Linked DNA regions of Mus musculus: region 2 is linked to region 1. Evidence: chromatin contacts called from ENCODE Hi-C or POLR2A ChIA-PET data. All regions are on one chromosome and are shown on one strand. Each heading gives the region's core, a stretch centred on a gene start or an enhancer-like site at or near the end of the contact. The rest is flanking DNA. Distances are from core to core; before and after follow the strand shown. Region 1 overlaps Gm30125 (a long non-coding RNA gene). Region 2 holds the start of Stoml3 (stomatin (Epb7.2)-like 3).

Region 1 (3,841 bases), core at 964-3,463:
GGTCAGCATCTGAATACACAGTGCACAAAAACCACCTCCCAACATCTCAGTGTTTGTTTCTGTAGCTAATAGGCTTCTCTTCTGATAAATCATGGCGGACATGGCATTTGGTAAGGCCAAAACTGAGGCTCTGGTCCGAGTCTACTTTAGTTTCTGGAAAGGTTGTTCCTCTGCTTCTGTCTTTTAAAAGGCGAGTCTCCTGCCTTTCCATGACAGAATAATGGGCTGGGGCAGTTACAGCAAACCCAGCAATCCACAGCTTGTAATGTTCCACATCCCCAGAAATTCTCCTACCGGCTTCTTGGTTTGGGGGATAGGGGTCCTGAGGATGGCTGCTTCCCTTGGGGTATCATTGAGCGTTTCCTCCCGTGCGTGAACCACTATCCTACCAGATAGCCTATATCCTACTAGAGACCTCCATTTGGCAGAGCTCAGCAAGCCCTCTGTGTACTTCAAATAGGAGGTGGTTGGCAGCTGCTACCTGTAGAAGATCATCTACACGCTGGAGTGGAAAGGAGCCAGGGTGTGACAGCCCGAATCCGGTTAAGTCGTTTTATGATGTCTCCCCAAAGAGTCTAGGGGAATTTTAAGTCATGTCCAGGTTAGCTGGCTATTCTCATTGGGCACTGGATCAGACTGTTCAAAGGCAAATATGAGCTGGCTCACTGGTACAGGGGGAATGGGGAAGAGAGCATCCTCAAGAGAGCATCCAGGCTGTCTATACAGCTCTGGATGTCTGTGAGGAGGGGACAGAGCAAAGTGTACAGATTTGGAATACAGGAAGGCATAATCTAAGCCAACTGGCATGGGGTGAGGATGTCAGCTTCTAACAGCCTCTGGATATGAGGAGCAATTTTTAGTCTAGTCTTTTGGTTTATGGGATATTGCCGAACCCTTATGGGCATGGCTGTATGGGTGGTACGCTGCCAAGCCTGTTGGATTTGTCCCAGCCCATACCTTAGGAAACTGTCGTTGCAGGTCCTGGAGCAGGATCCCTGGACCTGGATTTGTTTCCGGTGTGGAGTCTGGGAGAGCTAGAAAATGCATTTCAGACAGAGGGGCAGGTAAGCTGGGTTGGTAGCAGGTGCAAAAGAAATTCTAGGTTTTTGAGGAGTAAAGGCAGGTGTGGCGCCTAATTTTTGACAACTATCTCTGCTCAGGAGGAAAAGGGTGATTTGGGACCACGTGGAAGGAGTGAGTATCATACCTGTGGCTCAGGTTAACTGTTCTTATAGGTGTGAGATTATGGTCTGTAATTGGTGCCTGTGGCTCCTTGTACTGGCATTTTTTTTTTAAATTATTTTTTGGTTGCTAACTGGCCCCATTTCTCTGTTTTTTTAGGATCTCTTCCTTGGACCTGAGCAGTTCAAGCCCTGGGGAGCTCAGAGTGAGCTGACTGGACAGCAGCCAGCATACTCTTGGCTTCGCCTCTGCCTTTTAAGTGTCTTGGCATTGTACACGGAGAGCTATGCACTCCTGTAAATCCCTCTAACTTTTTGGAGTGTTTGTTTGTTTGTTTTTGTTTTGTCTGGAGGTGATTGAGTGACAAAGTTGAATTTAATGTCCCAGCATTTTCCGGAGCCAGTGGGTCAATAGAGGTATACAATTTTAAGGGGTTCTCTCTCTCTCTCTCTCTCTCTCTCTCTCTCTCTCTCTCATCGCTTTAGAACCGCCCTTAAGGAACTTCAGAAGTCGTACACAAATTAATGGTTTTTCGAGGGGCACCCCGATTTCCACTTATAAGGTACAGGTGAAAAGTGTCCAGGGTCTGAGAACCTGTGTGCATGCTGGGGTCCCAATCGGGGTGTTTGGGTGAGAAAGTTGCTTCAAAAGACAGTAGCTTTTAGCCACTGTACCGGTGGCTGAGGCCAAAAACCCTTTCTTGCCTCTGTCCTACTAAGTTCCCTACGAGCCAAAGAAAACAGAATCAGAATTGCTGGCAAACATCCCATGTAGGGCGATGGGTGTGAGAGACAGATTGGCACTTATCAGCGGAGGGGGGGTGGGGGGTGGTCTGGATCTTCCAGTTATACAGATCTGAAGCAGAAAACGGAACAGAGATCAGGAAAGGGCGATTCCCTTTCTCTAAATCACTGCCCACCTCCCCCACCCAGAGGGTGTGGTGTTTCCTCTGACTCGACTCTGCTGACGGGACAGGGGCGGCCCAAGGCGAGCGCAGATCCTAGGGACTTTGCCCTAAACAAGCTTAGGCTGGGGTGGACTCCCCACGGTGGAGCCCAGAGCTGACTTGCCAGGGGGAAGCAAGGGGGGAAAAAAAGTTAGCAATGGCGTGCAGATGGTGCCACCTATTGGTAGAATCCGGAAAACTCAGCAGAATTTCGATCCATCAGTCCTTTTGAGGGGGACAAGACAAAACAGAAACACCAGTCAATCAATCAATCAATCAATCAATCAAATAAACATCACTGTGAATCAAACTTGTCCATCACACGGTTAATCATTTACATAACTTGGCTGGCCATTTATTCAAGCAAACCTGTATCTATCATAAGCTAGAACCAGATTCCAGGGTCTCTCACTCTTGGCATCCCAACTTCATGTGCAGGACTGGAAAGAGTTGCCCATTGGAAGTTGTGTTCCTAAACCAAGAAGACCCAAGTTCAGTTCTCAGAACTCAGTGGAGAGAGTTGGCCTCTGACCTCTTCTCACACCCCACCCCTGCAATAATAACATTAAAATTATATTTACTTTTATTTTTTGGAGTCAGGGTCTCTCTAGAAAGCCCTTGCTCTCTGTCTTGGTTAGGGTTTTACTGCTGTGAACAGACACCATGACTAAGGCAACTCTATTAATGACAACATTTAATTGGGGCTGGCTTACAGGTTCAGAGGTTCAGTCCATTATCATCAAGGTGGGAGCATGGCAGCATCCAGGCAGGTATGGTACAGGCAGAGCTGAGAGTTCTACGTCTTCGTCTGAAGGCTGCTAGTGGAAGACTGGCTTCTAGGCAGCTGGAACGAGGGTCTTAAACTCACGTCCACAGTGACACACCTACTCTAATAATGCTACACTGAGTAGTTTGACTCCCTGAGCCAAGCATATACACACTACCACACTCTCCGAGAGTTCACTGGCGGACCAGGCTGGCCTCAAACTTACAGAGCTCCACCTGCTTCTGTCTCATGAGCGCTGGGACTAACAGTGGGCACCACTGTGCCCAGAAACAAAATGAATAGCAGCTGAGAAGGACAACTAATTTCAACCTCAACCACCACGTGCAGAAGTGCCACTGCACACAAGAAATCACACACACACACACACACACCACATACACACACCACACATACACACACACACCACACATACACACACACCACACATACACACATACACACACACACACACACACACACACACACGCACACCACACATACACACACACACACACACACCACACATACACACACACACACACACACACACACACACACACACACGTTGTGATGCAGAAATCATGCAAGTGGCACAGAAAGCTCCTTTTGACCCTCAGAAGATCCAAGGCCTTTCTTGAGTTGGATCCTGCTGAAGAGACATCTGTGTTCCTGAAATGGCTCACCTCCCTCTATTTAATGCTGCCACTTCCCGTTTCCGTCAATTTGGGGGAAGACACGTGAAAAAGCAGCTAAAGAAATTGTATAACAACAACAAAAACATGATGCATTTAATTTAAAGTCAGGTAGAACGGGGTCTGTGCAGGCTCTTGTGACGTCAGGACAGCGCACTAATATCCAGCAGGGATGGGACTGCTCCCGTGACTTCTCCATCACCCAGGCATCTATCGGAGTTGAGGATGTAGCTCTCCTAGAACTTCCCCTAAGGT
Region 2 (3,903 bases), core at 920-3,419, 1.2 Mb before region 1:
AAAAAAATAAACTGCCAAGGACCAGCCTTGGCTTGGAGAGGGGTTCTGAGGGAGGGGGGTCTGGGAGGAGCGAAACAAACGACTCGAAGTCAAATCATGGGTGGAAGCTGGCAGCCTCTGTTCTGCAGGAGACAGCTTTCCAATGAGTTCTCCCTTCCTATTCTAAAACATTCTCTGGATAGCTCATCTCCTGCAGTCATAAGCCCAGTCTTTTATTTACATATCAATCCAGTCATTTACTCCAGGTTCCCTTTTGCTTATCCTATGAATCAGCATCTCAGGACCCCAGACCCTTAATTCTTAGGAGACAGCAAGCACACATTTTCTTTTAACTTTGCAAAAGAATTTAGAGACCAGACACCAAGCTAGCTGGATGGGACCCCACCCTGAAATTATCATTTCTACCACATTGGGGGGGCGGCCTAACCTGGCTCGGTCCCAGGCTGACCCTGAGCTCACGAATCTCTCTACCTTTGTAAGCATAAAGAAAAAACCTTAGCAGGGTGGGGTCTCCTGTGATCACTGCTCCCTAAATCTCTGTGTCTCCTTCCTTAGCATCTTTCTGACAAGCTGGCTCACGGTGCGGCTGCTTTTGTTCCTTTAGATTCATGAAGCCCCTCATATAATTCATATTGCATCCTTATTTTTTGAGAAATTATATATCTTTGAACCCATTTTTTAGAGTTCTTTTATGCAGCCTTAAGGGCTGTCCTGAAGGTCCCAGCGTTTACCATTTTGCTTAGACATTAGCCACACCTTTGCCTCCTGCCTCAGGCTGCCTCTGACTTCCACGGAGTCAGTGATAAGAGGGAGGATGTTCCTTGAAGGAGGAATGTAAAAATATGTAATTATTATTTAAAAAAAGCCTTATGCCCACAGCCACCATGGACACTGGTGGAGTCCCATGTCTGCTGACCCTGTCCCAGTGGCAGGAACCGTGTCATTCTGTCCCTACCAAGGCCATGCCAGACCTAGCAATAAACCATCTCTTACTCCTTTTGAGATGAGAGTTGAATTTTTCATTAACAATGCTGTGAACTTGACTCTTAAAAAAATACTAAAAGAAAGCGAAGAGCATAGTGCTTGCGTGCCTGCAATCCCGGCACTTAGGAGGCGGAGGCAGGAAGCTCAGTGGTAGCCTGAGCTACAAGGAGTTTTCAAATGATGCCTAATGCTTGCAGCCTCTCAGTACTGACATGCCTACTTGCGGAGAAAAGACTGTTTCCCAATTTGGGTAAACTTCTATTTTCTTTTCTGAATTAGCAATACCAGGTTCTTTCTCAGCTTCCAACTTGAAATAGGGTTTTGGCAACAGAAGGTTACAGAGCACAGATTAAATCCCATGCACGAACACACTCAGCAAACACACCCACGGCCCCAAGTCCCTAAGCTCCCCAAGACCCAGCTTTTACCCTTGTAAACTGATAGCGGGGACTTCCCTCATAATTATCAGGTCTGAGATGGTAACAAAAACCGTATAATTTCCAACTCATCTGAGTCATTAAAACTAAGCATAGTACTTGGTACTTACGGACTAAGTCTTACTTTTTTCAACTTCTCTCCATTTATCTGAAATTATGTAGCTTAAGCAGACTTTTCTCTAAATCATAGTGTCGCACTTGAAGAGGAGGGAAGTCAGCCTCCATCATATCTGGGCTATGTAAGGTGAGGCCAGAAGTGCAAAGATAAACACATGCCTCTTTGGTCACAACTGGAATTCTGGGGACAAGTTACAGACCGCCATTCAAAAATCAAATATAACCAGTGGAAATATCGAATGTGAAACAATAGAATTGAAGCCTCCCTTCTCCCTCTCTCAACCTCTCTCTCTGTGACAGGGTCTTGTGACATAGCCCAGGCCAGCCTTGTACTCATAGCAATTCTCCAGACTCAGCCTTCAGAGTACTGTATTACAGGCATACCCAGTTCAAGTGCGTTTGTTTCACTGGGTACACAGTGATGATGTCCCAGCTCTCTAGTGCACCAGTCCTTCTCTGATTAATGTGTGGCTAGGTAGCATTCAGAGAGGAGGAAGGAACCTACCCACTAAATTGTTCTTCTCCAGTTTCTCCGGTGAATCCATCTCATTCTTGAGGTGCCTTTCAAATCTTGCAGGTGCTCCTGGGTCGGGATTCGAGCCTGGCAGCAGGCATCAGCTCAGTGGTGTGTGGAGAGGAAGGCAAAGCAAGAGAGGTTCCCTCTCCTTGGCGTACACCCTGAGGAGTAGTAACCCTGGTGCAAGAAGCCTAGAAACGTAAACAAAGCACCTTCCCTGACATCACACTGTCTTTGTTCAAAGGGAAAAAGGCAAAAGAAGAGAGCCTTCTGCCAGGGGCTGCTTCCTATATGCTATATGGTTCCTGTATCAGTTACTTTCTAAACAACACTGCTACCCCCCTGTGTAACTCATTATCTGATATATATGTCCTCAGGTGTTATACTACAATAATGCAACCTAATGCATCCAACACGTCGCAGTAAGAAAACTTTCAAATGCCATTCTAATCTTGTCATACCCTAAGGTAACTCAACTACTAATTGACAGTCGAGACTAATGTCATAGGTGTCCCACGCAAAGTTTGAAAGTACGGGGGTCAGTCCTTCCCTTATCTGACCCTCCCCTCCCACCATGTATCAATTCCTCTAAGCTTTTAGTTGCTTGTCTTCAGACAGCATCTCATTCTAAAGCTGGCTTTAGACTCCCAGGAATGCTCCTGCCTCAGTACCTCCTGGACTCCTGCCCTCAGTGTTAAGATTTCAGGCACGAGGCACTGATTTCTACCTTCAAAGCTTTGTGCAACCTCTCACCTCAGGACCTTTGCACAGATAAGTGTAAACACAATGCTAGACTCTTGTCTGCCTTTTCTCCTAGACCAGCCAGGTTTAGCCTCCTGTCTCTTTGCTTTAACTAAACGGCTGCTGTGCACAGCCATGCCCATTCCTTCCTGTATCATCTTTCCAAACTTTTGTACCATCCCACTACAGTGGCTGTGAGTGGCTGGGACAGAGCTTACATGAACTGTAGAACTTTCAATATCATATGCTCCTTTAAAGAAACGGCATGCTGGGTGGTGGACTATACTCTACCACACCAGGAGGCTCTGGAGCACCACAGGCCAGAGTTGATGGCTACCTGGTGTCTGTCCAGTGAATAAGTAAGTAACGGGATGATGACAGACAGGCTCTTTGTGAGACGCAGAGCTTCAGCTTCCTGGCTGTGCTGCTCAGTCCGTATTTATTTATCTATTTACTTGTTTATTTATTTTTGCCTATCAGACACAGCTAGGGTCATCTGGGAACAGGGAACACCAGAAAGAGAAAAATGCCTGTCACATTGCCCTGTGGAGGGCAGAGGGCGGGGGTCTAGCCCACTGTGGTGGGTGCTACTCCAGGGCAGGCAGGCGGGCCTGGTTGTATTTGAGAGAAGGCTGAGCAAGCCTCTGAAAGCAAGCCAGAAAGCAGTGCTCCTCTGCGCACCTTATCTCAGTTCCTACCCTCAGTTCTGCCCTGACTTCCTGTGACCTGTGAGCTGTATGCTGAAATTAACCCTTTCCTGCCGAGTTGCTTACAGTCATGGTGTTTATCAAAGTGATGGGAAGCTAAGGAAGGACATGGCCCAGGATACCCCTTTGTCCCCGATTCCTAGACCCAAGTGCCACAGGAAATTTATCCTGACACCGGAAATCCCTCTCCTACGTGGATAGTCTAAGTATTTGCTTCCATCTGTGTAGAAGTACAGAACGGGACAAGCCAACAGCCCTTTGTCCATGTGCGCTCTCTACCTCTTCTTCCCCCACCTATCCAGTTGGTTTCATTCTAGTAGAAACATCTTTAAATGTTTCCCACACCTTGGTTAGTTTCACCAAGTACATGTCTCCTCTGCAAACCCAGCCACAGCTCTTA

The links. A loop is a pair of places that touch in the nucleus more often than their neighbours do. ChIA-PET counts read pairs that join two places held with the same protein, here RNA polymerase II (POLR2A).
Region 2: a map of heart shows a loop between it and region 1 (4-fold over the local background). The contact joins the promoter of Stoml3 here to the enhancer-like site in region 1. A Hi-C loop is called at or near these places in 7 of 37 maps with a recorded cell type or tissue (Patski, heart, left cerebral cortex and 1 more). POLR2A ChIA-PET finds 5 or more read pairs at or near these places in 1 of 5 experiments (Patski).

What each region holds. Positions count from the first base shown.
Region 1 is chr3:52,256,308-52,260,148 of GRCm38, reverse strand. Gm30125 (a long non-coding RNA gene) reads right to left here. Exons shown (of 2, transcript XR_375648.1): 2 at 3,653-3,841. Among named protein-coding and RNA genes, the nearest start is that of Foxo1, 10 kb to the left of the region's middle. Within about 2 kb of position 2,213, at least 1 of the 3 ENCODE cell types and tissues checked has a DNase peak (open chromatin) inside an H3K27ac peak, as active enhancers do; it is heart, where a contact is called at or near this core.
Region 2 is chr3:53,486,973-53,490,875 of GRCm38, reverse strand. It overlaps Stoml3 (stomatin (Epb7.2)-like 3), which reads right to left and starts at 2,169. Exons shown (of 7, transcript NM_153156.2): 1 at 2,044-2,169. The coding sequence starts at 2,083.